Regions from separate parts of the Homo sapiens genome. Here regions 2 and 3 are each linked to region 1. The links are chromatin contacts, found by Hi-C or POLR2A ChIA-PET in ENCODE. All regions are on one chromosome and are shown on one strand. Each heading gives the region's core, a stretch centred on a gene start or an enhancer-like site at or near the end of the contact. The rest is flanking DNA. Distances are from core to core; before and after follow the strand shown. Region 1 overlaps RNF34 (ring finger protein 34). Region 2 overlaps KDM2B (lysine demethylase 2B). Region 3 holds the start of ANAPC5 (anaphase promoting complex subunit 5).

Region 1 (4,443 bases), core at 526-3,025:
TCACCCCCAAACTTGACCCCCAACATTTCAATGCACAGAAGGGACTGGAAAGTTATGTTCAAAGGCTGAAGCTATTTTAAAACATTATTTTGACTACTAAGTGGGGACAGAAAGATCCATCCTGAGTTGTGGAAACATTGGTCCATGCCGTGAGCCTGTCTGCCTGTGGACACGTGAGCTTCCCGGGCTCAGCTGGGCTTTATCACACATCCCGTGAACACTCATTGAAGTCAGCCTGTTTGCGCCATGTGGGCATCAGCCACTGCTGTCTTGGGAGGACACTTATCCTGTTCTCTTATTTCCCCTTCATCCTATTTTTAACTTAAACTGCTCAGATGTTTGAAACTTCTGTCCTCTTTGGATGAGATCAGTGTCCACAAGTGGCCGACATGGAACATGCTGAGCAGTGGCTCCTCTGAATGTTCACTTTATTAGTCATGTATATTTTAAATGCTAACATTTGATGAATGTAAGTTTCCACATTGTTGCTGTTTCTGCATTTAAACATAATTGGGAACAACTGACATTCTCTAGTCGACTGCCAGGGCCTTAGACTCCACATGTCCATTTTTGTTCAGGTATAGCTTTTTATAGCAAGGGCTGCATCTAGCTTCTTTTATTAGAAGTGTGTGTGCTAAATTCCTTATTAATGTGTAATCAGTTTACATTGTTTTGTATAGTGAAGGTGTATTTTCAGTGCTACCCGCTAGCTGATTTTAACTTTAGGAATAAAATTAGTTTTAAAAGCTTTTGTTTACATTGTCTTGGTCAGTTCCTAAATCAAGTGACCTGGCCTAGCACCCCTCTTCAGAAGAGATGGTGGGAGCACCTTCAAAGATGTCACATGGGGGCCGGGTGCGGTGGCTCACGCCTGTAATCCTAGGACCTTGTGAGGTTGAGGCTGGAGGAATGCTTGAGCTCACAAGTTCAAGACTAGCTTGGACAACATGGCGAAACCCTGTCTTTGGAAAAAATTAGCCAGGCGTGGTAGTCCCAGCTACTCAGGAGGCTGAGGTAGGAGGATGGCTTGAGCCTTGGGTGTGGAGGTTACAGTGAGCCAAGATCACACCACTGAAATCCAACTTGGGTAACAGAGCCAGACCTTGTCTCAAAAAAAAAAAAAAAGAAAAAAAAGAAAAAAACAATGCCACATGAGCAACAGTGCTTACATTTCCTGCTTGCTTATCAGTAAGGTTAACTGCTGATGTGCTGTTTCTTGTGTCCAGGTATTGCGCTAGGTGCTGTAGTTGCCTCTGCAGTCCTCAAAGCAACTTTCTGAAATAAACATTGCTTTGCTTCTCTAACCTCTGAGAAGTTAGACTTGTCTAAAACCTCATGGTTAAAAAGTGGCTATGCAGAATTTGAACCTAGCTCTGATGCCAGAGTTGCTCTTAACCCTTCCAGTACCACATAAGAAATGAGAAACTTGGGCCAGGTGTGGTGGCTCATGCCTGTAATCCTAGCACTTTGGGAGGCTGAGGCGGGTGGATCATGAGGTCAAGAGTTCGAGACCAGCCTGGTCAACATGGTGAAACTGTCTCAACTAAAAATACGAAAATTAGCTGGGCATGGTGGCGGGTCCCTGTAATCCCAACTACTCAGGAGGCTGAGGCAGGAGAATCGCCTGAAACTGGAAGGCGGAGGTTGCAGTGAGCCAAGATCGTGCCATTGCACTCCAGGCTGGGCGACGAGCGAAACTCCGTCTCAAAAAAAAAAAAAAAAAAAGAGGAACTTGAGCTATTATGCAAAAATGTTGTGAAATCTCTTTTAGGTCCAACTTGACTTGACTCAGGATGGTTGAGTTGAGACCAACTGTCATTTCAGTGCAGCTGGGAGTGGCCACTTCTCAGAGTCTGTTATCTCCTGACTGTGCAGTGAGTAACACATATGGCCTTGGGTGCTCAGAATTTATTAGTCCATCAACAGAGCTGAAAATACCTGTGAACACCAGGAGGCAGATGCCCCTGTGCTTTGGGCAGAAAGTTTGTGTGGCTAATAGTAAAGAAAAAAATTTTCTGCTTTTGAAGATCAAAGCATGTAAATCAAGGCCTCCCACTTGTTTGTCTGCAACCACAATTGGTAGTAACTGGCTTGAGCAGGTCATGGTTTCCCTTTAGAAGCAGCATAAGTTGCCAGAGTTTTGTGGGCACTTGTGCTTTTTGTCTAAACTTTTTTTTTTTTTTTGAGACAGAGTCTCGCTCTGTTGCCCAGGCCGGAGTGCAGTGGCGTGATCTCAGCTCACTGCAAATTCCACCTCCTGGGTTCATGCCATTCTCCTGCCTCAGCCTCCCAAGTAGCTGGGACTACAGGCACCCGCCACCACGCCCGGCTAATTTTTCTGTATATTTAGTAGAGACGGGGTTTCACTGTGTTAGCCAGGATAGTCTCAATCTCCTGACCTCATGATCCACCCGCCTCTTCCTCCCAAAGTAATCTTTTGATGAGACTCTGGAAATCTTAACATTTCCTCCAAATTGGTAACTTGGTGGTGGCAAGTCTTTAAATCCAGGCCATAGAAGCTAAGCAGTAGGTGCTGGTTTTGTCTAAACTTAAATTCAAAAATTCAGATTTATACAGTCTTAGTTTAAAGCAGTTTAATGTTTACTCTTAGATTTGTGTATTAAGTTTTAGTGGCTTCTTTATAGAAAGAGTACAAAATGCTTGGTGGATTTTTTAGATAGTAGTTTGAAGTAACCCTGGTTTATTAGCCAGATAATAGAAATGTCAGACAACAGAAATGTTTAGTGTAACAGGCTTGATACTTGGAAATTGGCTTGTTTGGCAGAGGGCAAGCATTTCCCCCTGGAATTTGAATTTTTAAACTGGCATGCCTTTCTACCCCCTCCCCCCCCTTTTTTTTTTAAAGACAGAGTCTTGCTGTTGCCCACCCAGGCAGAGTACAGTGGCATGATCATAGCTCACTACAGTCTTAACTTCTGGGCTCAAGCAGCCCTCCCGCCTCAGCCTCCCCAGGAGCTGGCATATAATGCATACCACCATGCCTGGATAATTTTAAACAATTTTTTTTTTTTTTTTTTTTTTTTAGACAGAGTCTTGCTCTGTTGCCCAGGCTGAAGTTCAATGGTGCAATCTTGGCTTATCGCAACCTCCGCTTCCCAGGTTCAAGTGATTCTTCTGCCTTTTCCTCCTGAGTAGCTGGGATCACAGGTGCATACTACACTCCCAGCTAATTTTGTATTTTTAATAGAGACAGGGTTTTACCATGTTGGCCAGGCTGGTCTCAAACTCCTGACCTCGGGTGATTCGCCCGCCTCGGCCTCTCAAAGTGCTGGGGTTACAGGTATGAGCCACTGCACCCAGCCCCATGCTGCTTTAAGTAAATTTTTTAAATAGGTCATGTCATATGGATAAGTCTGCAGTGGAATACAGTGAAGTCTCTTTATCCCATCTTCACAATATGAAAGGATGTCATTTGAGGTGCCATGGTGTCTTCCTTTGTAAACATCAGATTCCCTAGAGGAAGGGACAGAGCCTCTTTTCTAGGTTACTAAGCTGTGATTTGACACAGCAAACATTCCCTTGGGTTTATGGTCCTTTCATTACTTCATCAGACATGGCGTGTAGGCTCAGAGTAGTTGCTTGTAGCATTTAGCCTCGGCTGGCCTCATCTTTGGCTCATTTTAAAAATAAAAGAGGCTGGGGACGGTGGCTCATCCCTGTAATCCCAGCACTTTAGGAGGCTGAGACCAGCAGATCACCTGAGGTCAGGAGTTCGAGACCAGCCTGGCCAACATGGTGGGTGAAACCCTATCTCTACTAAAAATACAAAAGTTAACTGGGCATGGTGGCAGGCACCTGTAGTCCCAACTACTGGGGAGGCTGAGGCAGGAGAATTGCTTGAACCTGGGAGGCAGAGGTTGCAGTGAGCTGAGATCATACCACTGCACTCCAGCCTGGACAAGAGCGAGACTCTGTCTCAAAATAAATAAAATAAAATAGGTCTGTACAGAGACCATGGATTTGTACTGAAGTACAATCTTACTGGATTGTTCAGTACTCTTGGGAGAGTTTATGGCCACTGTGTTATACAATGGCCTGTCCTGAAACTACAGATCTGCTGTGTCTCTGCTGTATTGCACATCCATGTGGTGGCTTGGATCCCCAGCCCTGGCAGCCCCTCCCTAGCAGACCTGTGTGCTCCAGGAACCCTTAGAGGAGAAACACTGCCTTCTAACCCTGAGCCCTACTTCCCTTAACTAGTCCCAGTTGCAGCCACAAATCTGTCTTGGCTACTAATGAGTGACTACGGGATCCGTTCACCAGAGAACAATGATTAACCTTAAAGCAATTCTTAAGGAAGAGGATGACTTTACTGGATATCAGGGTAGCTATATTATTAATGTTTGGAGGTTTGGAGAACTCAGGCTGTCAAGAAAACAAATATTACCATTCATGAGGACACTGCATTTTAAACAATCAATC
Region 2 (4,443 bases), core at 700-3,199, 130 kb after region 1:
GCACTTTGGGAGGCCGAGGTGGAGGGATCACCTGAGGTCAGGAGTTTGAGACCAGCCTGGCCAACATGGTGAAACCCTGTATCTACTAAAAATACAAAGATGGCCAGGCATGATGGCTCATGCCTGTAATCCCAGCACTTTGGGAGGCCGAGGAGGGCGGATTACCTGAGGTCAGGAGTTCGAGACCAGCCTGGCCAACATAGTGAAACCCCGTTTCTACTAAAAATACAAAAAATAGCCGGGCGTGGTGGCTCACGCCTATAGTGCCAGCTACTCAGGAAACTGAGGCAAGAGGATAGCTTGAACCCGGAAGGCAGAGGTTGCAGTGAGCTGAGATGGCGCCACCTCACTCCAGCCTGGGCAACAGAGCAAGACTTTGTCTCAAAAAAAAAAAAAAGAAAGAAAGAAAAGGAAATAAACATATAAACAAGAAAATCCCAAGAAGCCAGTGACCACCTTTCTTCACAGCCACCTCAACAGGTTACAGGTTAAACCAGCCAAAGGCCACCATATGATGACAGCCCAAGGGCCAAATCCAGCCTACGGCCTATCATTGTGTGACCCAGAAGTTAAGAATTTTTTAACTTTCCTTTTTACTCTGTTGCCCAGACTGAGATCATGCAGTGGCACAATCTCGGCTCACTGCAACCTCCACTTCCTGGGTTCAAGCAATTCTCATGCCTCAGCCTCCTGAATAGCTGGGATTACAGGCATGTGCTACCACACCTTGCTAAGTTTTATATTTTTAGTAGAGATGGGGTTTCGCCATGTTGGTCAGGCTGGTCTTGAACTCCTGACCTCAAGGGATCCACCCACCTCAGCCTCCCAAAGTACTGGGATTACAGGCATGAGCCACCGCAACTGGCCTAGATTTTTTTTTCCCTACAATAGCCATACGTTTTGAGGGGTTTTCCATTTTTGTTAACGGAGGGGGAAAAATCAAAAGAAGAATACTATTTTGTGATATGAAAACTATATGAAACCCAAATTCTCAGGTCCATTTACAAAGCTTTCCTGGGGCACAGCCACGGTCATCGGTTCACATATTGTATAGGGCTGGCTCCGTGCGACAATGGCAGAGCTAAGTAGTTGCAACAGACCAAATGGCCTGAAAACCCGTAAGTATTTACTCTCTGGCACTTAACAGAGAAAGTTTGCTGGCCCTTGAACTAGACAGAACTCTCATGGAACTTAGATGTTGATATGGGTAATAGTCTCATCCCGTTCACTGAACCTGCCCTCTAACAGGCCCGTGGTCAATATTTGTTGAATAAATAAACATAGCCTTTCATGTGGTCGGAACTGAAAAATAAAAGTAACTCTGTGTAATCCCAGCACTTAGAAAAGCAGAGGTGGGAGGATGGTGCTTGAGCCTGGGAGTTTGAGACCAGCCTGGGGAACACAGCAAGATTCCATTCTTTTTTTTTTTTTTTTTTTGAGACAGGGTCTCGCTCTGTCACCCAGGCTGGAGAGCAATGGCACGATCGTGGCTCACTGCAGCCTCAACCTCCCTGGCTCGAGGGATCCTCCAGCCTCAGCCTCCTGAATAGCTGGGACTACAGGGCGGCACCACCACATCCAACCAGGTTTTTATTTTTTGTAGAGACAGGGTTTTGGTTTTCTTTGTTTGGTTGGTTGGTTTTTGAGACAAAGTCTCGCTCTGTCGCCCAGGTTGGAGTATAGTGGCACAATCTCAGCTTACTGCAACCTCCACCTGCGGGGTTCAAGTGATTCTCCTGCCTCAGCCTCCCGAGCAGCTGGAATTAAGGGCGTGCACCACCGCACCCGGCTCTTTTTCGTATTTTTAGTAGAGATGGAGTTTCGCCATATTGGCCAGGCTGGTCTTGAACTCCTGACCTCAAGTGATCCGCCCGCCTCAGCCTCCCAAAGTGCTGGGATTACAGGTGTGAGCCACCGCGCCCAGCATGACAGGGTTTCATTAAGTTGCCCAGGCTGGGAGACCACATTCTCCACAAAAAGGAAACAAAAAAAGAAAGTAACACCTTAAGTATGTAAGAGAACTTGGGTATTTCTATCTTTTGGGTTCAAGATCTAAATTTCACAGCAACCTGGAAAAGCAAGGTGAGACAGTCTGTTTTACAAATGGGGAGACCAAGGCCCAGAGACACAGCAACTGGCTCAAGCTCCCCAGAGTAGACTCTTACTACCAATTACAACCATTACCATTTACTATGTGTGTCAGCACAGGCGGGTTCTCTACATATATTATCTTGTGTTAGGTTCATCGTGGTCACAGCTCTGTGAAGCAGAACTTCAATTACACCCATTTAATGGAGGAGAAGCTGAGACTTGGACAACTAACTCGCCCAGGAATGCCCAATTCGTGAGTGGCAGAGTGGTATTTGAATCCAATTCATTCTAATGCCTAAGCCCAGGTTCCTCTCCCATCCCCCGAATACTGAATCTTGATCGTATGCTAAGGTTGAAACATGACCCCAGACCTGGCCAAGTGCAGTGGCTCATGCCTGTAATCCCAGCACTTTTGGAGGCCGAGATGGGTGGATCACCTGAGGTCAGGAGTTCAAGACCAGCCTGGCCAACATGGCAAAACCCTATCTCTACTAAAAATACAAAAATTAGCCAAGTATGGTGGCACACGTCTGTAATCCCAGCTACTTGGGAGGCTGAGGTAGGAGAATTGCTTGAACCCAGGAGGTGGAGGTTGCAGTGAGCTGAGGTCGTGCCATTGCACTCTAGCCTGGGTGACATGGTGAGACTCTGTCTTAATTAAAAAAAAAAAAAAAAAAGATTCCAGACCACAGCAGTGGCCAGGTCCCTCCCCATGGACCCTAGGAAGCAGTGGATCCAGGGGAAAGCAGCTTTTGTTTTGGCGTCTGGAGTGCAGATCCACCAGGGGGCATCCCCGTTCTTCGCTGGATATTCTGGCCTTGATCTTGGCAAGGCTAGCTCCTTCCTTACCCAGGTGCCTGGAATACGTGGGCGCCACTCAGATTTTCCAGGAGGCCCACCTGGCAGAAACCCTGCTGTCAGAACCCCAGTACCAGCCGGGCACGGTGGCTCACGCCTGTAATCCCAGCACTTTGGGAGGCTGAGGCGGGCAGATCATGAGGTCAGGAGATTGAGACCATCTTGGCTAACACGGTGAAACCCCGAGAATACTAAAAATACAAAAAATCCGCCGGGTGTGGTGGCGGGCGCCTGTAGTCCCAGCTACTTGGGAGGCTGAGTCAGGAGAATGGCGTGAACCCGGGAGGCGGGGTTGCAGCGAGCCGAGATCGCGCCACTGCACTACAGCCTGGGCGACAGAGCAAGACTCTGTCTCAAAAAAAAAAAAGAAAGAAAGAACCCCGGTACCCTCCCCACTCTCGCTCTCTGGCCAGCCTCCCACCTCCACCCACTTCTCCTCCCTAATCTTGCTCAAGGTCATGTCTGCAAAGCTCCCTGTGCAAAGGAGTCTGCTGGGCAGGTAGCAAATAGGATAAAGAGCACTAAAATCACGAACCCAGAGTCCTGCAAGTCAGCACTGAAGGCCAAGCTCAGCTACCCCTACCCACACACTGTTAAAATTTAGAGGGTTCGGTTCCCAGCGGAGCCTCCAGCCTGTGCCTCGGGCTCTTGGCTTCTCTGGGAATCAGTTTCTTCTTCATCTATAACATGGGGAACAAATAGCCAGCCCAGGAGCTGTCCTGAGACATAACTGAGTTCATGCACTTCACACTCACTTGGAGCACCTACAGGTAGGTAGCGTTACCGAGTCGGTCAGTTTCATCTGTAACTAGAGGTGGAGAAGGTGAGGAGCTGGGAAGTTTAGGGACTTGCCCAGCATCACAGCCAGTTAAATCGTTGCTGGCCAGTCCCAGTGAACAGACTGCTTAGGACCCTACAACATATTCAAGATGCAAATGGGTGTGGGGTTCTTCTGGGGAATGATGAAAAAGTTCTAAAATGGACTTTCATAATGGTTGCACAGCTCTGTGAATATACTGAAAACAAGTGAATTGTGGCCGGCCTTGGTGGCTGGTGGCTCACACCTGTAATCCCAACAGTTTGGGAGACAGAGCTGGAAGGAGCGCTGGGCCCTAGAAGTTTGAGATCAGCCTGGGTAATATAGTGACACCCCAGCTCCACACACACACACACACACACACACACACACACACACACACACACACACACAAATTGGCCAAGCATGGTGACCCACACCGGTGGTCCCAGCTACTCTGAAGGCTGAAGTGGGAGGACTGCTTGAGCGTCAGGAGGTTGAGGCTCCAGTGAGCCATGATCGTGCCACTGCACTCCAGCTTGGGCAACAGAGCCAGATCCTGTCTCAAAAAAAAAAAAAGTGGGGTGAAATGAATTGTATGGTCTGTGACTTATATTTCAATGAAACTTTTTACTTTTTTAAAATGGAGAGTCTCAGAGATGGCAAGTAATCTGGGAGTGTTTCCAAATAAATGTATA
Region 3 (4,443 bases), core at 914-3,413, 73 kb before region 1:
CAACTCTAGACACTAATTTTATTAGGTTTATCTTTTAAGATCCCATAATATAGAGGCCCAGGGACCCAGATCTGTTTCTGCCATCACTGTTACTCAACAGACAATGCTTATCCATCAAGGCACAGCTTCACACTTTCTGTAAGAAATCCTCGGGCCGGGCGCGGTGGCTCATGCCTGTAATCCCAGCACTTTGGGAGGCCGAGGCGGACAGATCACGAGGTCTGGAGATCGAGACCATCCCGGCTAACACGGTGAAACCCCGTCTCTACTAAAAATACAAAAAATTAGCCGGGCGTGGTGGCGGGAGCCTATAGTCCCAGCTACTCCGGAGGCTGAGGCAGGAGAATGGCGTGAACCCGGGAGGCGGAGCCTGCAGTGAGCCGTGATCGTGCCACTGCACTCTGGCCTGAGCGACGGAGCGAGACTCCGTCTCAAAAAAAAAAAAAAAATCCTCTCCATGAGTGCACTCATCCACCTCTATCGCATTTCATTCATTTTACAAAAAACTACTCAGGCATTCTAGGAGGCTTTGGGGATGTACCAGTAAACAAAAACAGGACTAAGTACTGAGCTGGTGGAGGTTACCGTCTAATGGGAGAGAAGGCCATCACTCACGTAACCATGAATATAAATGGAAAAACCACAACTGATATAGGGGAAGGTATATGCCATATGTGAACACACTAAAATGAAAATTCTAGTAATATTGAGCATTTACTACATGCTAGTAACAGTTTCTACTATTGTTCCCATTTTACAGAGAGAAAACTGAGACCCAAATGAATTAAGGAACTTAATTATCTGAGCTAAACCTGTGTCTGCAAAATGAAATAACACATGACGGCCGGGCGCAGTGGCTCACTCCTGTAATCCCAATACTCTGGGAGACCAGACGGGAGGATTGCTTGAGTCCAGGAGTTCCCGGCCAGCCTGGGTAACATGGCAAAATCCCGTCTCTACAAAAAATGCAAAAAAATTAGCTGGGCGTAGTGACCCGCGCCTGTACTCCCAGCTACTTGGGAGGCTGAGGTGGGAGGATCACCTGAGCCTGAGAGGTCGAGGCTGCAGTGAGCCGCGATCACACTACTGCACTCCAGCCTGGGCGACAAAGCGAGACCCTGTCTCAAAAAAATAATAATAATTTAAAACAAATTTTAAGTAAAGTGCTTAGCACACAGTTAAGTATTCAATCAGTGCTCGTCCTTGGCTTTATGCCTTTTTTTTTTTTGAAACGGAGTCTTGCACTGTCGCCCAAGCTGGAGTGCAGTGGCGCGATCTCGGCTCACTGCAACCTCCGCTTCCCAGGTTCTAGCGATTCTCCTGCCTCAGCCTCCCGAGTAGCTGAAATTACAGGTGCCCGCCACCACGTCCAGCTAATTTTTTGTGTTTTTAGTAGAGACGGGGTTTCACTACGTTGGTCAGGCTGGTCTCGAACTCCTGACCTCGTGATCCACCCGCCTTACCCTCCCAAAGTGCGGAGATTATAGGCGTGAGCCACTGCGCCCGGCCCGGTTTTATGGCATTTTTACTGTTTATTACGGTCCTCTAGGATAGGGAGCCTGTATGACTTATCCCTGTGTCTCCAACGCTCTATTGTATAGCCCCATTTTAAAGAAGATACAGGATCTGAGACTCTAACTCTCAGCTAATAAATACTGGAGCCAGACATGAACTTGCAAAAAAAAAAAATGCATGTAAAGCGCCTGGCCCACCGTAAACGCTCAGTACGTGTTAGCTACCGGTAGTAGCTATCTTTATTTCTTCACGTTCCTCCAGGCAGGGAGAGTATCTGATGGACACGAGTGTCCCCAAGCCCAGGGTTCCGCACAGAGCAGATGCTCAGTAAAAGTTTGCTGCACGAGCAGGAGCCAGCGGGCGCCTCTCACCTGCAGCAGGGGCAGGAGCAGCTGGTTGAGCCTCCGCCGCTCCATGAGGCTGACGGCGCCCTCGCCTGTGCGGCTCATCTCGTTCAGCAGCACCAGCACCGCGATCTTGTACGGCGTCACCCAGTCCTTGATGCCGAACACATTGGCGTGCACAACCCCATTGGTCATCATGGGATTGAAGTAGAGGCTCTCGTGGACGCTGGCCATGGCGGCCCGAGACTAAGTCTCGGGCCCGCGGCGCGCTGCCGCCAGTTGTCACCACAAGGCACAACACTACCGGGTCTACATCTCCGCCCGCCCTCACAATATCCCAGGAAACAGACATCCGCGTGCTCGCGGCATTTGTTAACCAATCAGAGCAGTCTGTCAGAGCACATGGGAGAGCGACAGCCAGTCAGAATGTACAAGAGTGCGGGGAGGGGTGCACCAAAAGACTGACTCCCTACAGAAACTTTTGCCGAGTGGGAGCAGGTTCCCAGGCTACGTGGACAGGGACCGGATGGGAGGGGAAGTCGATGCTTGGGGTCGGGGCTGAAGGGACTGAGGAGCTCCCAAAGTGGTTTTTTTGTTGTTGGTTGTTGTTGTTGGTGGTGGTGGTGGTGGTTGTCGTTGTTGTTGTTTGAGACGATATCTCGCTATGTTACCAAGACTGGAGGGCAGTGGTTATTCGTAGACGCCCTCAAAGAGCACTGCACCCTCCCAAATCCTGGGCTCGAGCGATCCTCCCGCCTTCCCGAGAAGCTGGGACTACAGGCAGCGCGCCTGGCTTGTTCATGTAATTTGAAAATAGTTCAAATAGAATGTTTAAATGATTGTGTTTAAAAGTACCGAAATTAAATTTGCACCCTTAAAGTATGTATTTATTATGTTACTTTTAAACTCAAATGTTTAGGAGTTTAACTCTGTCTTTTTAAAGATAGGAACATGAGATTTTTCTTCAGCGTTTCACAAATGCCATTTGCAGACAGCCAGATCAGGTTGCCAGTGGTCGTGTATCCTTACGTGAAATAGAACATTAGCAACATCACCTCCATGTGCTGAGTCAGTTTCCTACCTAATAAACTACAAAATCTATACTCTGCATTTCAAAGCCCTCCAAAAGCAATCCCCAGCCAACATTTTGAACCTGATTTTTCACAATTCCCCTTCCGTTCATCTGTACCTCTCCCAAGACACTTAGTTCTCTATACCCTGAATTATTATTAATGATCTGGTATCCCTATTAGTCTTTATGTCCCTTGAAAGAAAAACCACATACCATTCAACTTTGGCTATCCACATGCACACACTGTGCCTTGTGCCTTTTGTTTTGTTTTGTTTTGTTTTGAGACGGAGTCTCCTCTGTCGCCCAGGCTGGAGTGCAGTGGCGCGATCTCTGCTCACTGCAAGCTCTACCTCCCTGGTTCACGCCATTCTCCTGCTTCAGCCTACCGAGTAGCTGGGACTACAGGCATCGGCCACCACGCCCGGCTAATTTTTTGTATTTTTAGTAGAGACGGGGTGTCACCGTGTTAGCCAGGATGGTCTCAATCTCCTGACCTCGTGATCCTCCCGCCTCGGCCTCCCAAAGTGCTGGGATTACAGGCGTGAGCCACCGCGCCCGGCCTGCCTTGTGCCCATTTTTATGTTTGTTTAAATTATACTTTCTCTCTCTCTCATTCTGCTACCGAGGCTGGACTGCAGTGGCACGCTCACGGCTCACTGCAACCTCAGCCTCCAGTTAAAGTAGGTAATTAGACATGAGCAGGGCAGGAGACCCCCTCGCCCTCAGGAATGCCAGGCTCAAGCAATCCTCCCACCTCAGCCTCACGAGTAGTTGAGACTACAGGCTTGTGCCACCATGCATGGCTAATTTTTTTTTTTTTTTTTTCCCGATACGGAGTCTTGCTCTGTCGCCCAGTCTGGAGTACAGTCGCTCGATTTCGGCTCACTACAATCTCTACCTCCCGGGTTCAAGCAATTCTCCTGCCTCAGCCTCCCGAGTAGCTGGAACTACAGGCACGCACCACCACGCCCGGCTAATTTTTGTATTGTTTGTAGAGATGGGGTTTCACCATGTTGGCCCGGCTGGTCTTGAACTGGTTGAACTCCTGACCTCAGGTGACCCGCCCATCTCCGCCTCCAAAAGTGCTGGGATTACAGGCCTGAGCCACTGTGCCTGGATGCATGGCTAATTTTTTTATTTTTTGTAGACACGAGGTCTTGCGATGTTGTCCAGGCTGGTCTCGAACTCCTGGACTCAAGTGATCCTCCTGCCTCAGCCTCCCAAATTGCTACGATTAAAGGCATGGGCCACTGCATGCAGCCTCATGCCTGGTTTTTGTTTTCTCAATCGCTATTTGTTTAATGAATAATGAATGAATATGCATTATTAGTTCACAAAAACAAAAAAGAAGGCAGATATGTATAAGCTAAATGATGCTATCAAAAAAGAAGACATTGATATCTTGTAATACAAGCTTTCCTATCTTGAGAACTCTGTATGTTTTAGTTACCATACATAATTATTATATAACTATCTTTTATTTGTGAAAGGAGAAGCTGGCTTTTGCCAGGA

The links. Hi-C counts contacts between places; a loop is a spot of excess contacts on that map. ChIA-PET counts read pairs that join two places held with the same protein, here RNA polymerase II (POLR2A). Pooled maps may share reads with other maps.
Region 2: a loop to region 1 is called in a pooled map, with 3 times the contacts of the local background. The contact joins two enhancer-like sites. A Hi-C loop is called at or near these places in 1 of 50 pooled maps. POLR2A ChIA-PET finds 5 or more read pairs at or near these places in 2 of 52 experiments (H1 and activated CD8-positive, alpha-beta T cell).
Region 3: a loop to region 1 is called in a map of B cell, with 6 times the contacts of the local background. The contact joins the promoter of ANAPC5 here to the enhancer-like site in region 1. A Hi-C loop is called at or near these places in 9 of 168 maps with a recorded cell type or tissue (B cell, G401, GM12878 and 6 more), 23 of 37 single-sample maps with no recorded cell type and 13 of 50 pooled maps. POLR2A ChIA-PET finds 5 or more read pairs at or near these places in 30 of 52 experiments (A549, AG04449, CD4-positive, alpha-beta T cell and 23 more).

The regions. Positions count from the first base shown.
Region 1 is chr12:121,423,601-121,428,043 of GRCh38, forward strand. RNF34 (ring finger protein 34) reads left to right here. Exons shown (of 6, transcript NM_025126.4): 6 at 1-748. It also overlaps a transcript of KDM2B not described here. Among named protein-coding and RNA genes, the nearest start is that of MIR7107, 19 kb to the right of the region's middle. RefSeq lists an enhancer at 1,910-1,989. Within about 2 kb of position 1,776, at least 8 of the 41 ENCODE cell types and tissues checked have a DNase peak (open chromatin) inside an H3K27ac peak, as active enhancers do; they include B cell, GM12878 and OCI-LY7, where a contact is called at or near this core.
Region 2 is chr12:121,549,927-121,554,369 of GRCh38, forward strand. The region is part of intron 4 of KDM2B (lysine demethylase 2B); the gene reads right to left. Among named protein-coding and RNA genes, the nearest start is that of KDM2B-DT, 28 kb to the right of the region's middle. Within about 2 kb of position 1,950, at least 2 of the 41 ENCODE cell types and tissues checked have a DNase peak (open chromatin) inside an H3K27ac peak, as active enhancers do.
Region 3 is chr12:121,350,248-121,354,690 of GRCh38, forward strand. ANAPC5 (anaphase promoting complex subunit 5) reads right to left here and starts at 2,164. Exons shown (of 17, transcript NM_016237.5): 1 at 1,887-2,164. The coding sequence starts at 2,093. RefSeq lists enhancers at 1,239-1,914, 1,907-2,166, 2,591-3,266, 3,267-3,940.